3 separate regions of the Homo sapiens genome follow, and regions 2 and 3 are each linked to region 1. The links are chromatin contacts, found by Hi-C or POLR2A ChIA-PET in ENCODE. All regions are on one chromosome and are shown on one strand. The core of a region is the stretch at or near the end of the contact, and the rest is flanking DNA. Distances in the headings are between cores, read along the strand shown.

Region 1 (4,284 bases), core at 1,292-3,791:
CAAAAAGTCATCACCAGTCTGTAAAACTCCCAGGCAGAGGGTGTGATCGTCACATTAATCAAAAAGCAGGCAGCTCTACCACCTCGTACTCATCAGGATGGCCTCTGTCAAAAATCCAGAAACAACAACGTTGGGGAGGACGTGGAGAAAGTGGGCCCTTCGGAACCGCGGGTGGGACGGAAAAGCTGTGCGGCCGCGCGGAAATCTGTACAGTGGCTCCTCCAAAAATTAAACGGAATCACCACGTTATCCAGCAATCCTCTTCCGGGTATATATCCAAAGGAATCGAAAGCAGGGTCTCAAGGAGTTACGTGTACACCCGTGTTCACAGAAGTGTTATTCACATTAGGCAGAAGGTGGAAACAACCCAAGCGTCCATGGATCCATGGACAGATCAATGGATAAGCAAGACGTGATGGGTGCGTATGATGGAACGCGACTCACCTTAACAGGGAGGGAAACCCTGACACGCTACAACGTGCATGAGCCTGGGGGACATCCTGCTAAGTGTAGTAATCCTGTGATAAAAAGGATAAACGTTGTGTGAGGTTCCTAGTGGTCAAATTCACAAAGACAGCAACTGGAACGGGGGAGAGAAGATGGGGAGTTGGTGTGTAGTGGGGCCAGAGTTTCCATCTAGGAAGAGGAGAAAGTCCCGGAGATGGATGACGGTGATGGTTGCATAGTAATGTGAATGTACTTAATGCCATTGAACTGCACACTTAAAAAAGGTTAAGAGGGTCCATTTTATGTTAGGTGTATCTTAGCAGAACTAAAGCAAAACAGAAGGCAGTGTTAAAAACAGTGGATGACGAGCTCTCAAGGTGGTGGAGGCCATCGCCCACTTCACTTGGGGGACCCCTGCTCTCAGAAGCACACACTTCACGGGGTCACCTGGTGTTCATGCCGGCGACCTTTCTCTCCCTGCCTGTGGCCTGGCCCCAGGTCAGCATTCACCAGGTGGGGAGAGTCTGTGCAGCGCGGCGTGGGCCTTGCACGCTCCTTTTTGTGTTTGTTTGGGTTCTACTTTTCCGGACTGCGACACTTATAACTTCATTAGAAAATATCACTTTCTTCAGACCCACACATTCATTTATTAGGCACTTACGCTCCATAAAATGAAATGCACAGCAAGGCCGCTTTCATGCTTCCTTGAAGTTCTATCAACTTATTTTGGGGGCAGATTTGACCTGTCAGAGCACTTCCTCCGTGGGAGCTCCATATCTAAATATGTGCATATATAGTTTTCTACTTTACTGACGGTAGCTTTCATAAAGCCGCTTGAAGTACTTACTAAAAATCCATCTTAAGACTCTTTCTGCATTTTGGGAGGCCGAGGCGGGTGGATCACCTGAGGTCAGGAGTTTGAGACCAGCCTGGCCAACATGGTGAAACCCGGTCTCTACTAAAAAATACAAAAAATAGTCGGGCATGGTGGCGGGTGCCTGTAATCCCAGCTCCGTACTCCAGAGGCTGAGGCAGAAGAATCGCTTGAACCCAGGAAGCAGAGGTTGCAGTGAGCCAAGGTCGCGCCATTGCACTCCAGCCTGGGTAACAAGAGTGAAACTCTGTCTCAAAAAAAAAAAAAAAAATCTTCCCCACACATAATGTGGCAGGACAGGAAACACTAGGATTCCTCCAGTTTATGGGGAGATTGGGAGAGCTGAGGCTTCACAATGACACAGCCGGGTATGGAAAACACCAAAAGAAATATGCCTTTTTGGATGACAATACTCCACCCCAATTTCCAAGTATGCTACAACTTTTCCTCAGCCTCGATGGGAGGTATTTACAGTGAGTGGTAGAAGCTTTACTGCAATGCCCTGGTAGACACAGGCTCCACCAGGCTTGGCTTCTACACTCTCACTGGGTCTATGGATGAGCACAGAAGCCAGGTTTCTGGCTCACAGAGAACCTAAGTGCTGAGTTTATATATAAAGTGCACAGTGTGAATAATTAAATATGAAAACGTGTACACACCAAACAGGACATTTTTACTTAATGCCAAAGAAGCACAAACGACCCTTTCTTTTGGGAGTTTCACAAGCATTTCTGCTCAACAGTAATCCCCCAGTGACAGTGATAGTAGTGGTTTCAATATTTTGTTTATAAAAAGCAACATTATAAAATGCCCTGAAAGGTCTTGGCTTCTTTTGTGAGCTCTGAACTATTCAGAAATTCAGCTTGCTATCTGGGGACAACAAATAAATCCCTACTCTAAAAAAATGGGATTCGGGTTTTTCTCCTGTGCTGCTTCCTGGCCTTAACGCTTCCTGGGGACTTACCGTCATTTGCTCAGTTACGGTTTCTATGGGATGAGTGGGGAAGCCGCGTGGTGAGGAAGCCTGGCTCGCACCCGGCCTGCGCTCTCTCGGGCCTGGCCGCATCGGCCACCAGGGGGCAGTGTTGTCATTCGCTGGCGACGCCGCCCCGCCCCGAGCGGATGCCACCCCGTTTCCAGCCTCCGGTGCTCACCGTAAGCTCTGTTATTATTATCTTTTGATTTATAAAGCGCCGTTCCTCAGCAGATTCCCCGCCCCCCAGCTGCTTCCGAGAAAGCTCGCAGAAGCGTTCGTGCGCAGGCGCGGAAGCCCCGCACAGCACGCGGTGGGCCCGGTTCGGGGGGGCGCACGGCCTGGGGCGTCGGGAAGAGGCTGCGGGCAGCGGGGCCTGCGGGCGCGGCGTGGCGGGGCGGGAAAACGGCTCTGTCCCGTGGGGCGCAGGCAGGAACGTGTTCCCATAAAAGACACAGGGAAGACCAACCCTGGGCGTTAGCCATCCAAACCTTCCCTCCCGTGCGAAACCCGCTGCCCTGCGGCCAGGACTGTGAGGGAAGCGATGGGAGGAACCCGGGAGCCCGCGAAGGCCGGGCCCCAGAGTCCGGGCGCCCCTGAGCGGGGCGGAGGGGACAAATAGAACCTTTTTAAGGACAGCTGAAAGAGATTATAAGCGCGGTGTGCTGGGACTTTGGAAAGGGCGCGAGTCATTAGTGGGGGCGAATCAGAGGGGAGTATGTTGACGGGATAATAACAAAAATAAAGAGGCTTGATAAGAAAGACACGGCTTTTGGAGTCAAAGGGAAAATCCGGGACAATGAGGGTTGGCAGGTTCCTGGGACACAAACCAGGAAAAACAGGGCCACACCGGAGCGGCCTGCCTGGCTCCAGCACAGCCGGTGCAGAAGCTAATTTTGTTCCGAGTCCTCCTAGCTCAACAAACATGCCGCCATAGCACCTATTTTCTTTTAGGTAATGCTCACAACAACCTAGCAAAGTGGGGATCATCTTCACCACTGTACAGATGAAGAAATTGAAGGTCAGACATTCAAGGTTATGTGGCCACATGAGAGAAATACCAGAGCTGGGATGAAGACTCAACGGCTCTCAGACACCAGGTTGCTTCTTGAGAGAAGCCGGATGGATGTGCATGCAGGGAGGTGAGCCTCAAAGCAGGTCCAGCTTTCTCCCGTGAGTGTTCCAGTGGCTTAGGGTTAGGGTTAGGGTCCAGAGGAGGAGAGGCGTCCAGAGCTGGGGCCGTCTGCGTTTTGCCTTGCTGTCCCAGAGTGGCAGCGAGGAGTGGCCTGGCCTAGAGGGTCTTTGTCTTATCTTGTGACTTGCTGTTTCTCCTCTGTCTGCAGGAGCTGGGGGAGGTTGGAGAAGCCGCAGCCCAGAAGGGGAGGGAGGACACCATGTCAGAGCTTGCTGGAGCAAGCTTTGGAGGAAGGCCACAGGGGACATTGTCACCAAGGGCCACGGCAGCGTGCACCCTGGGTTAGAGAAAGGGGCAAATTATGGATATGAAAAATGCTTCCCTCAATGAAAAGGACCCTGCTGAGACAGGATGGCTGTGGGCCAAATACCCCTACAGTGCCTGATTCTTTTATCTTATTATTTATTTAAACAAGACCAGCATTTTGCTTTAGATAGAAAATCTCTCTCTGCTACAAAATTGCAAGCCCTGGGAAAAGTCTCCAAGAATGGCTGATGCCACAGTCAAACAATAACATACATGTCGGGGTGAAACAGTGCACAGAGGATGAAAAAAGGGAAAAGCTCGAGGCCCCGGGAGGAAGGAGCTGGGAGGGTGGAGGGCGTGGAGGTGTGAGGGCCCAGAGGGATTGCCCAGGAAGGTATGGAGGACCGAAAATGGATCACCAGCCCTCATGGACAACTTAAACTAAAGGTGGAAAAGACAGAAAAGCTGGCAGGGGGAATTGTCTCCAGCCAACCTGTCAACTTTTGGAAAAAGATGGATCACAAAGAATGGGAAGTGGAAGAGAAGGAG
Region 2 (4,288 bases), core at 707-3,206, 150 kb after region 1:
ATTCTCAGCAGCCCCCCTCTCTCTCTCCCCACTCCGACCCCGGCTAGACATTGCTCCAGAGAGAACGCCCTGCTTAACGGCCATCATGCCAATCTCAAAATCTGCTTTCTGGGGATGCCAGACGGCAATGCTGGGCTGTACTTCAGAAGTTCTGGTCCTGACCATTGGATTCCTTAGGATCACAACAGACAGCACGAATAACTCACATGCTTACAAAGGTGAGCAGCTACTGCAAAGGAACGTGGGAATACGCCCTAGAGGTCACTGGCCTCAGCAGCAGCCAGTTGATCCAGCATCCTGTCTGCACTTTACAAATTGGCGGGAGGAAGTACAGCACTGCTGCAGATGGCAATGTCACCCATCGTGGTGTTCTGGACAGATCCAGTTACGTTGTCTGGCTCATTCAGTAGGATGTGTCCACATCCTGCACCCCTTGAGCACATCGGGGTGAGCAGCTGTTCACTCTGAAGACGTGTGTGGTTTCATATCTCTGAAAGGCTGGATGCCCAAGCCACAAAGGCTAACCTGGGAAAAGATCACTGGGGACACTTTCTCAAAAGGTGGCTGCACAGCAGGTGGCTCTAGGGATGTCTAGGCTTCTTTCTCACCTGACCCAGCCATCCTGACAACAAGCAGTAGAGCACTGGGGTTTAGGGTAGTGGCTCTCAAAGTGGTCTGTGGACCAGTATGAGCATCACCTGGGAAATTATTTTGAAATGTAAATTCCCAGGCCCTGCTCCAGACTTACTGAATCAGAGACTGGGTGTGGGACCAGGGAGCTGCATTCTAACAAGCCCCACAAGGGGTTCTGATGCAAACATTTCAGATTAGTGTTTGGGGACTTTTTCTGTAAAAGGCCAGATAGTAAATATCTCAGGCTTTATGGACTATGTGGACCCTGTAAGCAGCCAGGGATAGCCTGCAAACGGATGAGGGTGGCTGTGTCCCAATCAAACTGTATTTGTAGATGCTGAAATTTGCATTTCGTGTAATTTGATGATGTCATGAAATATTCTCTTATTTTAATTTTGTCAACCATTTAAAAATGTAAAAAACAATTTTTAGTTGCCAGGCCATACAACAGGCAGTCTTCCAGATTGACCCCAGCCTGTAGGTGCCACCCCTCGTGTTGAGTTCGGACTGGATTGGAATCCTGGAGCTCCCCTAACCAGGTGGGCAGCCTTGGGCAAGTCATACAGTCTGTGTGCCTCAATGTCCGCCAATATGAAATGGGGCAGTACTAGCACCTGTCTCACATGGATGCTATTAACGTTAAATGGTTACCGCACATATCACAGCCCTAAGTAGGAGCTTCTTATTTTCCCGTCCATGCGTAACTTACCTCCTTCTTATGGTCAGTTGTCCATTTCATGAGAGGTACAGCCGTCCAGCACAGAGACCCCCACAAGTGACCCTGAGGCTCCCAATGGTCTTGTCTTGGGCTCCCCGAATGCCTTCCAAGATGGGTTCATAAGGGTTGCATGCTGCTTTTGCCCCAGGAGACGAGAACCCCCAGGGCTCTGGCAGGACAGCATCCTAGTTAGATGAGCTGAATGAGCTCTTTCTCAGCCGTTGATCTGCTGTGCTGCTCGGGGTCATCCGCAATGTTCTAGGCAACGCACCACGGCTCCAATTTAACAGTTGACAAGGTCAGTCCACCCTTTATTTATAGCTTGGCCTGGAAAGTGCCAAAAGCAATGTTTTAAATAACAGTAGGGCAGGTGTCTGTGTGTGAGAGACAGACAGAACATGACAAGGGAAAAGTGACAAGAGTGGCAAATTGGCGATTCTTGCACAGGGAAGCCAGCATACCAGCCCTAAATGACCCTGCTGAAAGGGATGAGGAGGTAGCATGCCTGGAGGAGGAAGTGGAGACCTGGCATGGAGCCTCAGCTGGCTGCCTGGACAGTGCCTGTATGGAACCAGGCCAAGGCCCTGGACATCTGTGATACACACTTGTGATGTGTTCAGGGCTGGGGGTGCCCCTCTTCTACTGTGCTGTCCTTCCAGAGCCTGGGAAGCATGCTCCAAAACGTTCCTTGTCTTCTCTCATCAAAATGTAAGCCACGCTCTCCAGGCAACAATAAAATCCCTATTTGGTGCAACTGGCCCTTTGCTCACTCCTGCCAAATAGGGAAGTGCGTGGTTTATGAACTAGATAACAGTTTCTGGCTGTCCGTGATGAAAGACACTGAAATATGCTACAATGGAAACTGTGAAGTGTTTGTCTCTAGAAATTAAGAGTTTTCGATGTAAGAGGCAGAGGGGAATAAAGAGGTTTTTCTTGTTCAACATTTTCCTATTTTGCTAAACAAAAAGAGTCTGATGCAAAATAGAAAATTCAATTGCACACATTTTATCTAGATATTCTGTCACTTATGTATAACAGGAACTCCAAGAGGTAATCAAGATTCTTCCTATTCACAGACGACTCAACTGAGGCTCAATAAGGTGAAACAACTTTCTCAAGACCCTGTGGGCAGGAGTGGAGGAGTGAAGCTAAGAGTCCATTTGGCAAATGAATCTGAGCCAATGAGAAACAGCTCCAAAACCATCCCACGAGGGAGCAGGTGAGAAAAGGTCCCTATAGAGGCAAGGAAAGCCCCAAAACACTGCCAAAAAGTGCCTACACATGATCTATTTTGTCATTTCTCTGTGGCTTCTTTAAAAATTAATTTCCCCATAGTAAGACAGCCTTTCCAGAATAAATCAATTTCCCCATAGTATGACACCCTTTCCAGAATCAATTAATTTCCCCATAGTAAGACAACCTTTCCAGAATAAATCAATTTCCCCATTGTATGACACCCTTTCCAGAATAAATTAATTTCCCCATAGTGTGACACCCTTTCCAGAATAAATCAATTTCCCCATAGTATGACACCCTTTCCAGAATAAATTAATTTCCCCATAGTGTGACACCCTTTCCTTGGCTTTCAGTGACCACTTGTTAAGATCCTTGGTGACATTGTCCTTCACAGAGATAACTATTTGGGTCGAAATCTCTAACCATGTCATGTGAATGCCAAGGATGGACTGTTCTGACCCCGTCCTCAGAGACAAATGCTCTACACTCTGACACATTATTTTTTGTCTTCTCTTCGACTCCAGCCCTGTCCTTGTTGTCACTGACTCCGTCCTGCTTGGCCCAAGGACAGGCTGAGCTCTCCCCAGTACCATGTGGACACAACAGTCATGAGAGGGCCACAGCAAGGGGTATCCATGGAATATCGTCTTGCTTAGGATGTTTCAAACTTGTCCAAAGGACAACAGGAGGACTTTACCCTGGAGGACTTTTAGAAGAACATGTGTTCCACTATGCACATCTGTAGTAAAGGCCGACAAAGAAACCAAACTGGGACCAATTGAGCTAACATTTCTTGAAGGCCAGTGCCAGACACAAGCCCTGAGTCACAGAAATATGGTAGCCAACTTTGGATGAAGCCAATTTCTCATCCCTACTTCCCTCAGCAGAAGCCAATAGTGAGATGGATACTCCCACCTGACACGTGACTAGAACTCATTCTCCGAATTCTGAATCCTCTTTCATTACTCTATAAACTCTGCAACCTGATAGTCAGTGTTATCCCTAATTCAGAAGAAATTCTACCTTAAAGCTCTGCCTCCCCTGGCCCATTCTCCTTCCCTTGGCATCAGGAGGTATTCAACCATTTTGATGAGCCTGGAGATCTAAACTTATGAGAAAGGTTTGCCTGGGCTAATGCCCCTGCCCTGTTGGGTGGTGCCTGGGGTGCCATGGCACTTGGGCACGAGGAAAACACACCACCCCCCATGCAGGTGCTTTCATGGCTTGGAGAGAGTGCAAAGTGCATACTCATGCCAGGGGTGGCCAGCGTGGCAGGTGGGAGCCCTGGGTCTCCTTCCCAGGTATCCACTGCTGAGTCAGCCCTGCCAATCCTCCTCATCTGTTTTGCTTCAATGTCTGCCCTAAAGGCTGTGAGCAAAATCGTTCCCTCAGCATTTTCCTTACAGCTAAGAGAGGGAGAAAGAGAAAGATGAAGGACATTCACCCTCTGGCCCTACCCAGAGGCCTCTGTGGGCGTCCCGCAGGCAGAAGAGGATGACAGATGTCACCCCTTCCCTTGTGTGCAGGGGAGGCCGCCTCTGCCTGATTCTGTCCAGTTAGCAAAACAGGAGGAGCTGCCAAGACAAATAGCTGAGATATGAGAGTTACAGCTAGCGCTCACCACGGTGTGAAACAGACCCGTGAAACGAGACATCAAGGATGCTGCTTGGAATAGCTTGAATGTCGAACATTCTTTCCCAG
Region 3 (4,531 bases), core at 1,100-3,599, 200 kb after region 1:
TTAAACGGTTTATGGTGACGTTTTAAATCAAATCTACCCCCAGAAATAGGGTTTGTATTGAGCATGTGTGTGGTGGGGTTTTCTCCCTAAATGCAGTACCTCAGAATCATTGCAAAGGAGCGATGACATCCAGCTTCTCATTCTCCTGATAAAAACACGGAGGTCTGGGGAGGGTCAGTGACTGCATGAGAGCACAAGCTAACGTGGCGGCAGGGCCAGGACTGGAGCTGTGAGTGGTGTTTCAGAGTGCCAGCTGTCGCCCGGGCAGAACACGCATGGACCCAGGAACCACGTGATGGTCCTTGCCACTCCAGTGCCTGCCTGTTGTCTGCACCTTACCTGGGCTTTGGGCTTAGGTCAGCAGCTCTGTCTTCCAGCATGGCTTCTGTTTCTAGTTTGAGCAACACTGAAGGACCAGGGGCAGGGGCGGCCCCGAGCCCAGTGCCAGGTCCTGTGTGGAATAGAAAGGTGTGTGAGCTGCGGATGCTGGAAGCCTGACCCCACCATGACATCGTTCTGCATGACTTGCAGGTGATTCACACAGACCAGCCAGCACTGGCTGCTGCACCGTCCTTCCTCATTCCCATGACACAGCACAGGCCATGGCAGGTAAAGACAGAGGGCAAATTGAAAATACAGGTTAAAAGGCTCCTTTTCATTGAGTCCTGTTCACCTGACAATGACCCGTTGAGTAGGAAGTGTGGGGCTGACAGGTGGAGTGAGCCTAAGGCTAAGCCACAAGCGAGGGGCCCAGGCTGGGCCTGGAGCATGGTGTCGCCAGCTTCGAACCCTGCCCAGACAGCCGTGTCTCCCACGCCTCCTCAAAGAGGGCCTCTGATGCACAAGTGCTGTTTTGCTTGGCCAGCATAAGTTCCCTCTTCTGCTAACAGCCCCTCAGGTTTCCTGTGGGCCTGACTGTACCCTAGACTCAGGCTTTTGGAGGGTTGGCTGGACACCAAGCTCCTGGCGGGGTGCAGGGGCATTCCACCTGCCTTGCCTTGGTGATTGGCTCAGCGGGGCGATCATGATCCCAGCTGGGTGCAGAGACGCTGTCATGAAGAGAAGCTTCCTCTTTCTGCTGGAACTGCCAGCCATAAAGGTCAAGTAAGTCCTGAGCTTTCAGTTTCCCCCTGAGAGCAAAGCCACCAGGTAGGAAAGCTGAGATACAGAGGGCAGCGGGAAAGGGAGAGACCAAATCCGAATGACCGCATCCTGGAAGGCCTGGGATTCAATTGTGCCCCAGATTGAATCCAACACTGTTCAGTAGGTTCCCATTCTGCCTAAGTCAACAGTTACATTTCTGTCACTGCATCAAATACCAGGTTCATAATTCCAGTGTCCACATAGGGCTATGGGAAAAAACAGGAAAACTCTGAGGCAATTGCCAGTAAAGAATGTAAGCCTAATCGCATTCCACCAAGAGTTCTCCCAAAGCCCCCCTGCAGCCTTGCACTCGGGAGAGCCTCATTTAGCAGTGGAGACACACAACAGTGGCTGCCTCCATTTTGCTCCCTGCTTTGAATTGAGCATGAATTGTGCCATGATGGGGTGCACAGAAGGTAGGGCCGAAGAGCAGAGGCAGACCACCCAGCTGAGCCTGGGACAAAAGACAGCTCTCAAGACAGTTTGCAGGATGAGGGAGAACAAGAAGAGGAACATTTGGGGAGCAGGGGAGATGAAAAGCCCACTTTTAGAAATATGAAATTTTGGGCTATCTGCAGGACATCTGAGTAGTCATGTCCACTCAGGATGTAAAACGCAATTCTTAAAGTAATGGTGGACAGACATATGGGTCGGAGATACCAAATTTGTAGTCAACAACATTTGGGCAGTGGGGTTGGGGGAAGGTAGAAGGAGAGGTAGGGTTAGTTAAAACCATGGACACAGATGGATGAGGCTGCCCAGAGACAAGATGAGAGAGGAAGACGACACAGCCAGCCCTTGTGGGACAGCAGCCTTTAAAGGGCAGGACTGGGAGTGGGAACCAGGAAGGAAAACAAAAAGAAATGGTCAAGAATGAGAAGAAAAAAAAAACCAATGGGAAATGTCACTGAGGCTAAGCAAGAGAGTGTTTCCAAAAATAAAAGCCATTGAAAAAACCAAATGCCATGGAGATCAAAGAGAAGAAAAGCTGGGAAGGATCCCTGGGATTTAGTGGCCTTCTGCAGAGCAGCTTCATTGGTGTGACAGTGGCATGGACCACACCAGACACACTGAGCTGTCCCTTTCCTGAAGCGTCCTGCCTCTCTCCAAGAGTTCTGTGTGTTTCTCTCTCTCTCCTCCTCCTTCCCTGAGCCCCATACTTGTCTCTGTGTCTCCTCGTTGTGCATGCCTCCATGACCACGCTTAGTACATTCCAGGGAAATGATTCCCTTTGCATTTTTCTTTCTTACCAGACCATGAGCTCCTCCAAGCCAGGGACTCTGTGACTCATCTTTCTCTTTTAAGCATTGAACTTTGGTATCACTTACATCTGACAAAACGCACACATCTTAAGTAAGCAACTCAACTGATTTTTAGACACGCATCCACCTGGGTGATCCCAGCTAGATGAAGACATACAAGTTTCTAGAACCCGAGACCCCTGCCCCATGACCCCTCCCAGTTGACACTATTCTGACCTCCATCGCCAGGAATTAGTTTTGCCCAGTTTTGAACTTCATAGAAACGGAGCCATGGAGTCTGTACTCTTTGGAGCTGTCTGCTGTCACTTGACCTTTTGTCATCGTATTGCAGGTAACAGTAATCTGCTCCCTTCCACTGCTCTGTGTTGAATGAATCTACCATAATTTACGTGTCCACGGTTCTGTACGCAGACACGTGAGTTGTTTCCAGATTGTGCTGTTAAGAACAAGGCTGCTATGGGCACTCTGGTCCATCTCTTTAGTGGACATAGAACTCATGCTGGGAGGGACATGCTCCGGAGCCTGACTGGCATCTGATCGTTTCAGTACTCTCTCCTCATCCTATACATGGGGCCAATAGAGTAGACACCTAATAAGTAAAAATCACCCTGAAGTCATAAGCAAGTTTTCAGCAAATCTCTTACAGGAAGTTACAGTTAAAGCCGTTTCATAGGGTCTTTGTGGTATCATCAACAAATATTTTTGATTCAGTTTCCAAAAGCTCATGAGTAGGCCAAAAGATCAATTAGCAGACAACATCAGCCCCTCTACTTAAAGAAGTCATAATACAGGCTCATATATGTATATATATATATATATATTCAGTAGATAAGGTGAACAGCTTTTGTAATGAATAAGATAGCATATGAAGAATTTGTCTTCAAAGAAGACTCAGAAATAGGATCTGCAGTTTCACCAAGGGGAGAGATGAGACATGTACTCTACTCTAGGTTGGAAGGAGGGCCGGGTCAATGTAACTATTATTTTGCACAAAAAAATATGCTTGGGCAGGAATGGGGCCTCAGCAGGTGCCTCAATAAGTACCCCAGGAATGAACCTCACCAATCAAGATACCAAATTTGGGGGCTTACTTGTGAGATTCAGTTTTCACTGGTTAGAAGAAGTAAGCACTCCGGGAAAGCCAAGGAAGCAGGAGAAACCAGCCTTCGTAGTATGAAGAATGACATCAGGAAATGCCAGAGTTTCAGACTGTCACTATGTCCCCCTATCCTCACCCCCACTTTGAGGGGCAGAATTTGACCACAGGCTTGGCCTGAGTTTGCATAAAAAGAAGTGAAATCTTACCTGAAAGAAAGGATAAAAGGAACTGCAAGACACTGCAACTTCCGGTTTGGATGCAAGCCTTTTTCTTCATTCCACTTTCCTCCTTCTCCCAGGCCTCTGCCCAACCCATCACCCCAAGGCAGGATGCAAATCCAAATTTGAAGCCAATAGGATTTACTGGTGTTTTTCTGAGTGGCCTCCGTCCCCTTGGAACACTTTCCAAGAGGGAGGGAAATGACTATCTGCCTGCCCTGCTTAAAGTATCCATGCAAAATGAGGAGAGAAATAATTTAATCACAGGTGCTGGTGAGGGTGAATTGAAGGCCATCAATCCTCTGTGGCTGGCAGGCGCAGATAAGAAACAGAGGACATGTGTGGGGGTGGAAATGAACACAAGCGAATATCCTTTGCTTTCTCAGGCAGGGTCTGCCCCAGAGGGAGCAAACTAATGTGTCTCCCTGAGCATCCAACTCCTCTCATTCAAGTGTCAGCTTAAATACAATGACACACTCATTTGCTTCATGGTCTCCCATTAATAATATATGAGAGTTTCTGTAGAAAGCCTGAAAAAAAACTTTATGGGAAACGATGACAAGAGTTTTCACCTGTAGTTCAAGGATGTGTGAACTGGTGACACGGGGGCAAACAAGGAGTGAGTAGTGTACTCACTGGTGTTGGGGACACTGGCTCCTGTGATGCCTGCACCTGGACAGTTCAGAAATCCCAGTGGGAATCTCCAAAGAGGCACAGAACCATGCCAGGGGGCACCATTTACACTGAGAGCCAGTGAGGAACAGAACGGGAATGAACGTCATCACATCACTGTCTGAACATTGGCCAAG

The links. Hi-C counts contacts between places; a loop is a spot of excess contacts on that map. ChIA-PET counts read pairs that join two places held with the same protein, here RNA polymerase II (POLR2A). Pooled maps may share reads with other maps.
Region 2: a loop to region 1 is called in a map of heart right ventricle, with 2.3 times the contacts of the local background. The contact joins the enhancer-like site here to the promoter of LINC02521 in region 1. A Hi-C loop is called at or near these places in 7 of 168 maps with a recorded cell type or tissue (PC-9, Right ventricle myocardium inferior, Right ventricle myocardium superior and 4 more) and 11 of 50 pooled maps. POLR2A ChIA-PET finds 5 or more read pairs at or near these places in 2 of 52 experiments (AG04450 and activated CD4-positive, alpha-beta T cell).
Region 3: a map of PC-9 shows a loop between it and region 1 (10-fold over the local background). The contact joins the enhancer-like site here to the promoter of LINC02521 in region 1. A Hi-C loop is called at or near these places in 21 of 168 maps with a recorded cell type or tissue (CD4-positive, alpha-beta memory T cell, Caco-2, HCT116 and 17 more), 7 of 37 single-sample maps with no recorded cell type and 26 of 50 pooled maps. POLR2A ChIA-PET finds 5 or more read pairs at or near these places in 2 of 52 experiments (Caco-2 and K562).

The regions. Positions count from the first base shown.
Region 1 is chr6:2,632,757-2,637,040 of GRCh38, reverse strand. It overlaps LINC02521 (long intergenic non-protein coding RNA 2521), which reads right to left and starts at 2,541. Exons shown (of 3, transcript NR_149119.1): 1 at 2,286-2,541; 2 at 1-104. It overlaps LINC01600 (long intergenic non-protein coding RNA 1600), which reads left to right and starts at 2,438. Exons shown (of 3, transcript NR_131168.1): 1 at 2,438-2,476; 2 at 3,249-3,436.
Region 2 is chr6:2,478,224-2,482,511 of GRCh38, reverse strand. No RefSeq gene overlaps it. Among named protein-coding and RNA genes, the nearest start is that of LINC02521, 150 kb to the left of the region's middle. Within about 2 kb of position 1,956, at least 3 of the 41 ENCODE cell types and tissues checked have a DNase peak (open chromatin) inside an H3K27ac peak, as active enhancers do; they include heart left ventricle and heart right ventricle, where a contact is called at or near this core.
Region 3 is chr6:2,430,314-2,434,844 of GRCh38, reverse strand. No RefSeq gene overlaps it. Among named protein-coding and RNA genes, the nearest start is that of GMDS-DT, 190 kb to the right of the region's middle. RefSeq lists enhancers at 1-682, 1-1,020. Within about 2 kb of position 2,349, at least 2 of the 41 ENCODE cell types and tissues checked have a DNase peak (open chromatin) inside an H3K27ac peak, as active enhancers do; they include PC-3 and PC-9, where a contact is called at or near this core.